2 separate regions of the Homo sapiens genome follow, and region 1 is linked to region 2. Evidence: chromatin contacts called from ENCODE Hi-C or POLR2A ChIA-PET data. All regions are on one chromosome and are shown on one strand. The core of a region is the stretch at or near the end of the contact, and the rest is flanking DNA. Distances in the headings are between cores, read along the strand shown.

Region 1 (3,625 bases), core at 473-2,972, 71 kb after region 2:
CTGCAGTGAGCAGCATTCCCGCCACTACACTCCAGCTTGGGCAAAAAAAGTGACACCCTTTCTCAAAAATAAATAAATAAATAAGAAATAAAAGAACTATACTAGAGTCATCATGTCTGTAACAGAGTCCTAGTTCCCAGATCCAAATCCCACTGTTCCCTCTGTACATCTTAAACTGACAAGGAAACAGAGGACAGAGGACCTACTGCTCAAGAACACAAAGATAAATATAGGACACTTACACCATCCAGTCCATCATGGCTATTGGTGAGAAGAATGGGGTCAGGGACTGGGAGATTCATGTCAGAGTGGATCTGAGTTAGGTCATGGATGTTTAAGATTGGTTCCTGAAAGACACCCACCCCAAAACATTAATCTTTTCAAGCTGAACAAAGAAGTATTTGATTTGAAGAGCAAGAAATGAAAGTGCTTTTACAGTTTAAAAAAATAAAAAGAAGAAGAATCAACAGTTTATCCCAGTTGACAGTAATACCAGGGCCAAAAAAATTGGGGAATTTGAGGAAAGAATAGGGTCTCTCACCTTCAGAAAACTATCAAGTTCTAATAACTTCTTTGGGAAAAAATTTGCCACCAAGTCTTCTGCCTAAGGAAGAGGGAAAATACAGCTGAATTAATATCTGTGGGAAGGTCTCTCTCTCTCTCTCTCTCTCTCTCTCTCTCCAGGTATCTCCTCTTTGGGAAATTCTCAACCAACAACCATTTTTCTATTTATTTCACTCACCTCACTTGTGATCCGCTCCCTGAAAGAATCAACCTAAAATTAACAAAGAGAGCAATTCAGTACCTGGGGACAGAGGTAAGAGCAGGATGGAGAATCCCAATCCAACTGTCTTTCCCTCACCTTGTAACTGTAATAAGAAGCTGAGAGGCCCCCAGACTGCAAATACTTTATTTTTTTGAGGATCCATTTTTCCATCTCAGAAGAACGCAGGGCTTTGAGGACAGCACCTGCCTGTCTCCTCTGTCCTCCCCCTTCCCTCCCTTCCTCCTGTGTCTGAAGCTGTCTGAATTTGATAAGCAGACAAAAGACAGGTAGTTAGGGAAGATGTGAGCTCACAAACGTGCCAACCCCCACCCAGACCTAGTCTATGATACTAGGCAGGCCAGCCGCCAAGGGCAGGGGCAGTGTCCAGGGACGTTGTTGGGCTGGGGGATTACCAGCTGTCACGGGCCTAAAGCCCTGAGTCCAACACGTGTCCGCGGAGGTGTCCCCGGGACTCTCCATCATCAGACGCGGTACAGAAAGCCATCCTATATTTTCCTCTCCCGCGAAGCCGACCCCGGGAGTTGGGGGCTGGGCTGAGCCGAGCGGAAGCTCAGAGCTGGTATCCCCAGGGAGACAAAGACGCCATGGGGAGTAGGAAGCCGGTCAGACTGCTGGGGGATCAAAGCGAGGGGCAAAAAGGCCGGACCGGTGCCGCTACCTTGAGCTTCACTTCCTGATCCACCTTCAGCAACGAGGCCATGGCCGGGCCGGGCCGTGTCCGATCCTCTGGACACCGGAGGCGCTGTGGACTCCAGGGAGGGGGCCGGAGGGACCTGAGAAATCTCGGCTGACCTCGGGACCCGACCGCCCTTGCTGGCTTACTCACTGCTCGCTCGCTCCCTCCCTCTGTGCCGTCCGCCCGCCCGCCGGCAGCCTGCTGCCTGCTTGCTCTCTCGCTCGCCCTCCCGGCTTTCGCCGCTCACGCCGGAAACTGCGTCACAGCCAATCGCCGAGACTCCTGCGAGGCTGTGCACGTGCGCTGCGCAGCCGCGATGAGGCATGGCTTTGGACGCTCCCAGCGGGGTTCACACTGCCGGGGTCAAGTGTCGGGTAGGGGTAAAGTAAAAAGGAGAGCTGTGGGGAATGGTGCGCTGAGAACTGAGCCTCCGAGAGACTCGGAAACGGTGCGGCCCTCTCTGTTGTCCCGGAACTCGCCTTCACCGAAGGGACCTTCTCAGCCGCTGCACTCCCGGGGACAACGCCGTCGCGCCCCAGTGACGTAGGCTCGGGGAAGTCGGGGACCCGGGTACTGGGTTCGGGGGTGTAGTCCCTGATTCCCGCTGCCTCTGCCCGTTTGCCGAGGCTCAAGTGTTTAGGCTAGAGCGAAAAAGACAAGCGCCGTTGTACCAAGCTTTCCTGGTACATTTCCCTGCCAACTGATTCTCGTAAGCTTCCAGACCTCAAAGATCAACTACCTAATTGGCAAATTGATCCCCAGAGTAGGGTAGGGCTTGTCCAAGGCGTTTCCAGTACATCCTGAGCCAGAACCCAGATCTCCTAACTTCTACGGCAGTGCTGTATCTATTTGCCTAGTGGAAGCATGAGACTATACCTCTTCATGCACCCATTCATTCGATCTCTCTCTCTCGACATTGGATATATCATTCAATAAAATGGGGCAGGGCACTGTGTCAGATTCTAGAAATATGTGAGTCACATATGTAGGTTGAAATCTTCTAGTAGCCACAATTAAAAAGTAAAACAAGTGAAAATTTTAGTCATACATTTAACCCAGTTTATACAAGTATTTCAACATGTAATCAACATTTAAAAATCGAGATCTTATGCATTCTTTTCTCATACCAAGTCTTCAAAATCCAGTGCGTATTTTACACTTAACTGCACATCTCAATAAGGCAACACCACATTTGTAGTACAGTGCTCAGTAGCCACATGTGGCTGCTGGCTTCTGTATTGAAGAGCACAGCTCTGGGAAATCAAAGGCAAACAAGATTCAAGGTCGCTGGTCCCATGGGGCATAATATTGGAAAAACACCAGAAAGTAAACTGACAAGGTAACTGCAAAATTTGATAAATGTTAGGGAAAAAGTGGATGACATAGAAAATACGAGAGATCTATTTTAGATCGAATGGCCAAGGAAGGCCTCTGAACAGGCAAGCTGTGATCTAAAGGATATAAAGAGGTTAGCATGGAAAGAGTGAGAAGAGCCTTGAGAGGTATAAGGGCAGCTCAGGCAAATGCTCTAGGGAAGGAAAGAGATTGTCTTGAAGACAAAGACTAGTGAGCTGAGGGTGAGGAGGGTTGTTAGTAAACAATCTAGATTAAGTGCAAAAGGAGGTCATCAGATTTGTATTTTGGGGTCGCTCTTGCTGTTGAACATTTATCCTAGGCTGGCCTCTCTACTAAGTGCTAGGAAAATGAGGGGAATACACAATTAAATGGAGTAAAGCACAGAAGACTGACTATGGCCTTTGGGATCAGAGACCTGGGCTTCAAATCCCACCTCAGCTCCTTACTAACTGGAATCTTGGGCAAATTATTGAAATGCTGAGTCTCGATTCCCTCATCTGTAAGATGGAATTTTAATAATTAGTAATAAATAATAGTATGTAATTTTGTAGTGTTGTGAATATTAGAAATAATATATGTAAAACAATTAGCACAGTGCTTAGACACAAAATAAATAGTAGCCACTGTCAGGTAAGTAAGTGATCTGTTAATGCTTAGCATGAAGAGGTTACTCCTTAAATTACAGTAATTATTTCCATTCCTGCTTTCAAGCTCAAAGTCCTTTTCAGCTTATAGAAGGCCACATATAACATCATGCTCTATCAGTTTTCCCCCTTTTACATGTTTTCTGTTAACACATTTCCCTG
Region 2 (3,693 bases), core at 5-2,504:
TTTGCCTATAAACAATCATTTTCTAGTATTATATGTGTGTGTGTGTGTGTGTGTGTGTGTGTGTGTATATATATATATATTTTTTTTTTTTTTTCAGATGGTGTCTCATTTTGTCGCCCAGGCTGGAGTGCAATGGCGCAATCTTGGCTCACCACCTCCCAGGTTCAAGCGATTCTCCTGCCTTAGCCTCCTGAGTAGCTCAGATTACAGGCATGCACCAGGACACCCAGCTAATTTTTGTATTTTTAGTAGAGACAGGGTTTTGCCATGTTGGCCAGGCTGGTCTTGAACTCCTCACCTCAGGTGATCCACCCGCCTCAGCCTCCCAAAGTGCTGGGATTACAGGGTGAGCCACCGTGCCTGGCCTATCCTACATATTAATAGTTTACTTTTTTTTTGAGACAGAGTCTCGTTCTGTCATTCAGGCTGGAGTGCAGTGGTCCGATCTCGGTTCACTGCAACCTCTGCCTCCCAGGTTCAAGCGATTCTCCTGCCTCAGCCTCCCAGGTAGCTGAGACTACAGGCGTGTGCCATCACGCCTGACCAATTTTTCCATTTTTAGTAAAGACAGGATTTTGCAATGTTGGCCAGGCTGGTTTTGAACTCCTGACCTCAGGTGATCTACCTACCTTGGCTTCCCAAAGTGCTGGGATTACAGGCATGAGCAACCACAACTGGCCTAGTTTACTTATTTATTATAATTTTTGTATATTTCACCTCCTCTATTCAGATTTCAGCTCCACAAGGGCAGGGATCTTTGTGTCTGTGTTGTTCACTGACAGAGGTATCCCTAGCACATAGAACAGTGTATAGCTCCCAGTAGGTGCTTGGTAAGTAACAGCTGAATGAGTGAATATGCTCTGAGGTAAATGCGTGGTCTGTGAGAGCAAATAACTAAGGGACCTTCCCTAGTTTTGGGGTCAGGGAAAGGGTCTCTGAGGAAGGGATACTAGTACCTTAGAGAGTACTAGTCTTAGAGGGCAGCTGAGACTTTAGGGTGAGGGAGGGGCTTCCTATTACATACTGAAAATGAAATCTATCATTTGATTTGACAGTAACCATCTGGCTGTAACTAATAAAACGTAGGCACAGAGAGGGCAAGGGATTGGACGGTCAGCTCAGGAGGGCACATCCAGTGGGCCAGGCCATTGGGAAGGACCCCCAGAAGCTCAGGCTTCTGCCCCCTCCTTTCTCAGGACACAGCGCTGCAGGGCGGTGACTCTCACGAGCCCTTTGCCCATGGATGCCCGTGCCTCTCTGGACTCCATCCAGGTTCTGTAATAGGCAGATTTCCAATACTACTGTGCTATTCAGGAAAGTATTGCAGAAGTGAATTAATTTGTGCCAATTGAAGAGCATGACAAAAGTACAAAGGAATGGCTCTCCTCATGTCCCCTCAAGGTCAGTTTCATCCATAACAGGTAAACGAGGTCCACTCAGCTTCTGTCTGCAGGGGCTGGGACGCTTACCTGGTCCAGTCTCACAGGTTACAGGGAACTGCTTTATCAGGGGCACGGAAGTGTTGCTGTAGTAGTCAGTATCCAAAACCCACCAGTATGGACGCTGTCCAAAGAGAATCCTATGGAAAAACAGAACAAGTTTCTGGGGTTACTGAATGAATGCTTTTGCCCAAAGCCTACACCTTCAAGAAGAGTGTAGCCTGAGAAGGATTTCACATGTTGCCTCTAGAAGGGAGAACTGGGTGGCTGGGGAGAAGTGTGAGAGGGAGATATTTCATGACACTTCCTTATGTATGTAACTTTTGCATTTTGAACTGTTTGAATGTATTATCTTTTTTTTTTTTGAGACAGGATCTGGCTCAGTAACCCAGCCTGGAGTGCAGTGGCGCAATCTCGGCTCATTGTGACCTCTACCTCCTGGGATCCTCCCACCTCAGCCTCCTGAATAGCTGGGACTACAGGTGTGTGCCACCACATCCAGCTAGTTTTTGTATTTTTAGTAGAGACGGGGTTTCACCATGTTGCCCAGGCTGGTCTCCATCTCCTGAACTCAGGCAATCCTCCCACCTCAGCCTCCCAAAGTGCTGGGATTACAGGCATGAGCCACCGTGCCTGACTGTATGATCTATTTAAACACAAATAATGAAGCCCAAGATTCTGAACTCCAGGCAGGCGCGGTGGCTCACACCTGTAATCTCAGCACTTTGGGAGGCCAAGGCAGGCAGATCACATGAGGTCAGGAGTTTGAGACCAGCCTGGCCAACATGGTGAAACACCGTTTCTACCAAAAAATATAAAGAATTAGCCAGATGTGGTGGTGCGTGACTGTAATCCCAGCTACTCGGGAGGCTAAGGCAAGAGAATCGCTTGAACCTGGGAGGCGGAGGTTGCCGTGAGCCGAGATTATGCCACTGCACTACAGGCTGGGTGACAGAGCAAGACTCCATCTCAAAAAAAAAAAAAAAAAAATCCTGAAATCCATAAAATGGCAGCTATGTGACTTTTTTTTTTTAACCTCAAGAAGTATTTGTCCTGGAAGAATGCATATGGAACTACAGTTTGAAACTTGGACTTGCATATACCATGGGTTCCCTCAGGCCTCAGGGAATCTTGCATTTCCTCTGACATCAGAGAATGCACTCCAGCCCCTAGGACGAGCCCCCCCCAGGGAAACATGGCCTGCATTTCCATCAGAATTGCTCTCTGTAAGGATGTATATAGCTTCAGATGCTTGTTCTGTATCCTCTCTACTTTGAAACAGAGTATCTCAGACAAACCACTTCCCCTTTAAAAGTACTAGATATATCTTTCACTGTGGAAATAGGTGTCAACCGCCAGTCAGGATGCCTTTTATCCCGTGATGGTGGAATAGTGATTTCTCACCGAAATCAGGGAGAGCCACTAACTCTGGCCTCTATCAACCCAGAGAGATTGCATGGTTCTTCAATGGAGATCAGATGTTTGGAATAACACTTCATCTTTTTATTTTTTAGAATCATGCGGCTGGGTGTAGTGGCTCACGCCTGTAATCCTAGCACTTAGGGAGGCCAAGGCAGGCAGATCATGAGGTCAGGAGTTCGAGACCAGCCTAGTCAACATAGTGAAACCATGTCTCTACTAAAAATACAAAAAAAATTAGCTGGGCATGGTGGCGGGCACCTGTAATCCCAGCTACTTGGGAGGCTGAGGCAGGAGAATCACTTGAACCGGAGAGGCAGAGGTTGCAGTGAGCTGAGATTGCACCATTGCACTCCAGCCAGGCAACAGTGCGAGACTCCATCTCAAACAAACAAACAAAAGAAAGAAAGAAAGAAAGTGGCCAGAATGGGAATGTTTACGTGATAGAAATTGGCAAATGCTAAACTCAGGGCTTTCCCCTGCTCCCCAGAGAGTCAGTTTATCAGCACTGGACGTAACATAGTTCATAAGAGCATTGCCGCGGAAGCCAGCCTGCCTACCTGGGCTTCCATCCTGGCTCGGCATGTACTAACCTTGTTGGCCTAATCATTTAACTCAGCACCTTGGTCTCTGCATCTACTGTTTCTGTAAATAGCAGTAACTACCTCACAGAAAAGCACATAGCACATGGACTGGCACACACTGTTTAATAAATGTTAACCCTGATTATTATTAAGCTGCCAGAGATAACCTATTTGTAGATTATAAAACAGAAACTCAGATAATTGATATGACTTGCCAAGGACATGTAGTTGGTGGGTGGCAGAACGAGGGC

Evidence for each region. Hi-C counts contacts between places; a loop is a spot of excess contacts on that map. ChIA-PET counts read pairs that join two places held with the same protein, here RNA polymerase II (POLR2A). Pooled maps may share reads with other maps.
Region 1: a loop to region 2 is called in a map of OCI-LY7, with 2.4 times the contacts of the local background. The contact joins the promoter of PSME3 here to the enhancer-like site in region 2. A Hi-C loop is called at or near these places in 3 of 168 maps with a recorded cell type or tissue (OCI-LY7, heart left ventricle and right lobe of liver) and 1 of 50 pooled maps. POLR2A ChIA-PET finds 5 or more read pairs at or near these places in 11 of 52 experiments (BJ, GM10248, H1 and 8 more).

Annotation. Positions count from the first base shown.
Region 1 is chr17:42,831,494-42,835,118 of GRCh38, reverse strand. PSME3 (proteasome activator subunit 3) reads right to left here and starts at 1,722. Exons shown (of 11, transcript NM_005789.4): 1 at 1,446-1,722; 2 at 743-775; 3 at 542-604; 4 at 243-347. The coding sequence starts at 1,487. RefSeq lists an enhancer at 1,905-2,074.
Region 2 is chr17:42,901,817-42,905,509 of GRCh38, reverse strand. It overlaps G6PC1 (glucose-6-phosphatase catalytic subunit 1), which reads right to left. Exons shown (of 5, transcript NM_000151.4): 2 at 1,470-1,579. Among named protein-coding and RNA genes, the nearest start is that of G6PC1, 2.9 kb to the right of the region's middle. Within about 2 kb of position 1,254, at least 2 of the 41 ENCODE cell types and tissues checked have a DNase peak (open chromatin) inside an H3K27ac peak, as active enhancers do; they include right lobe of liver, where a contact is called at or near this core.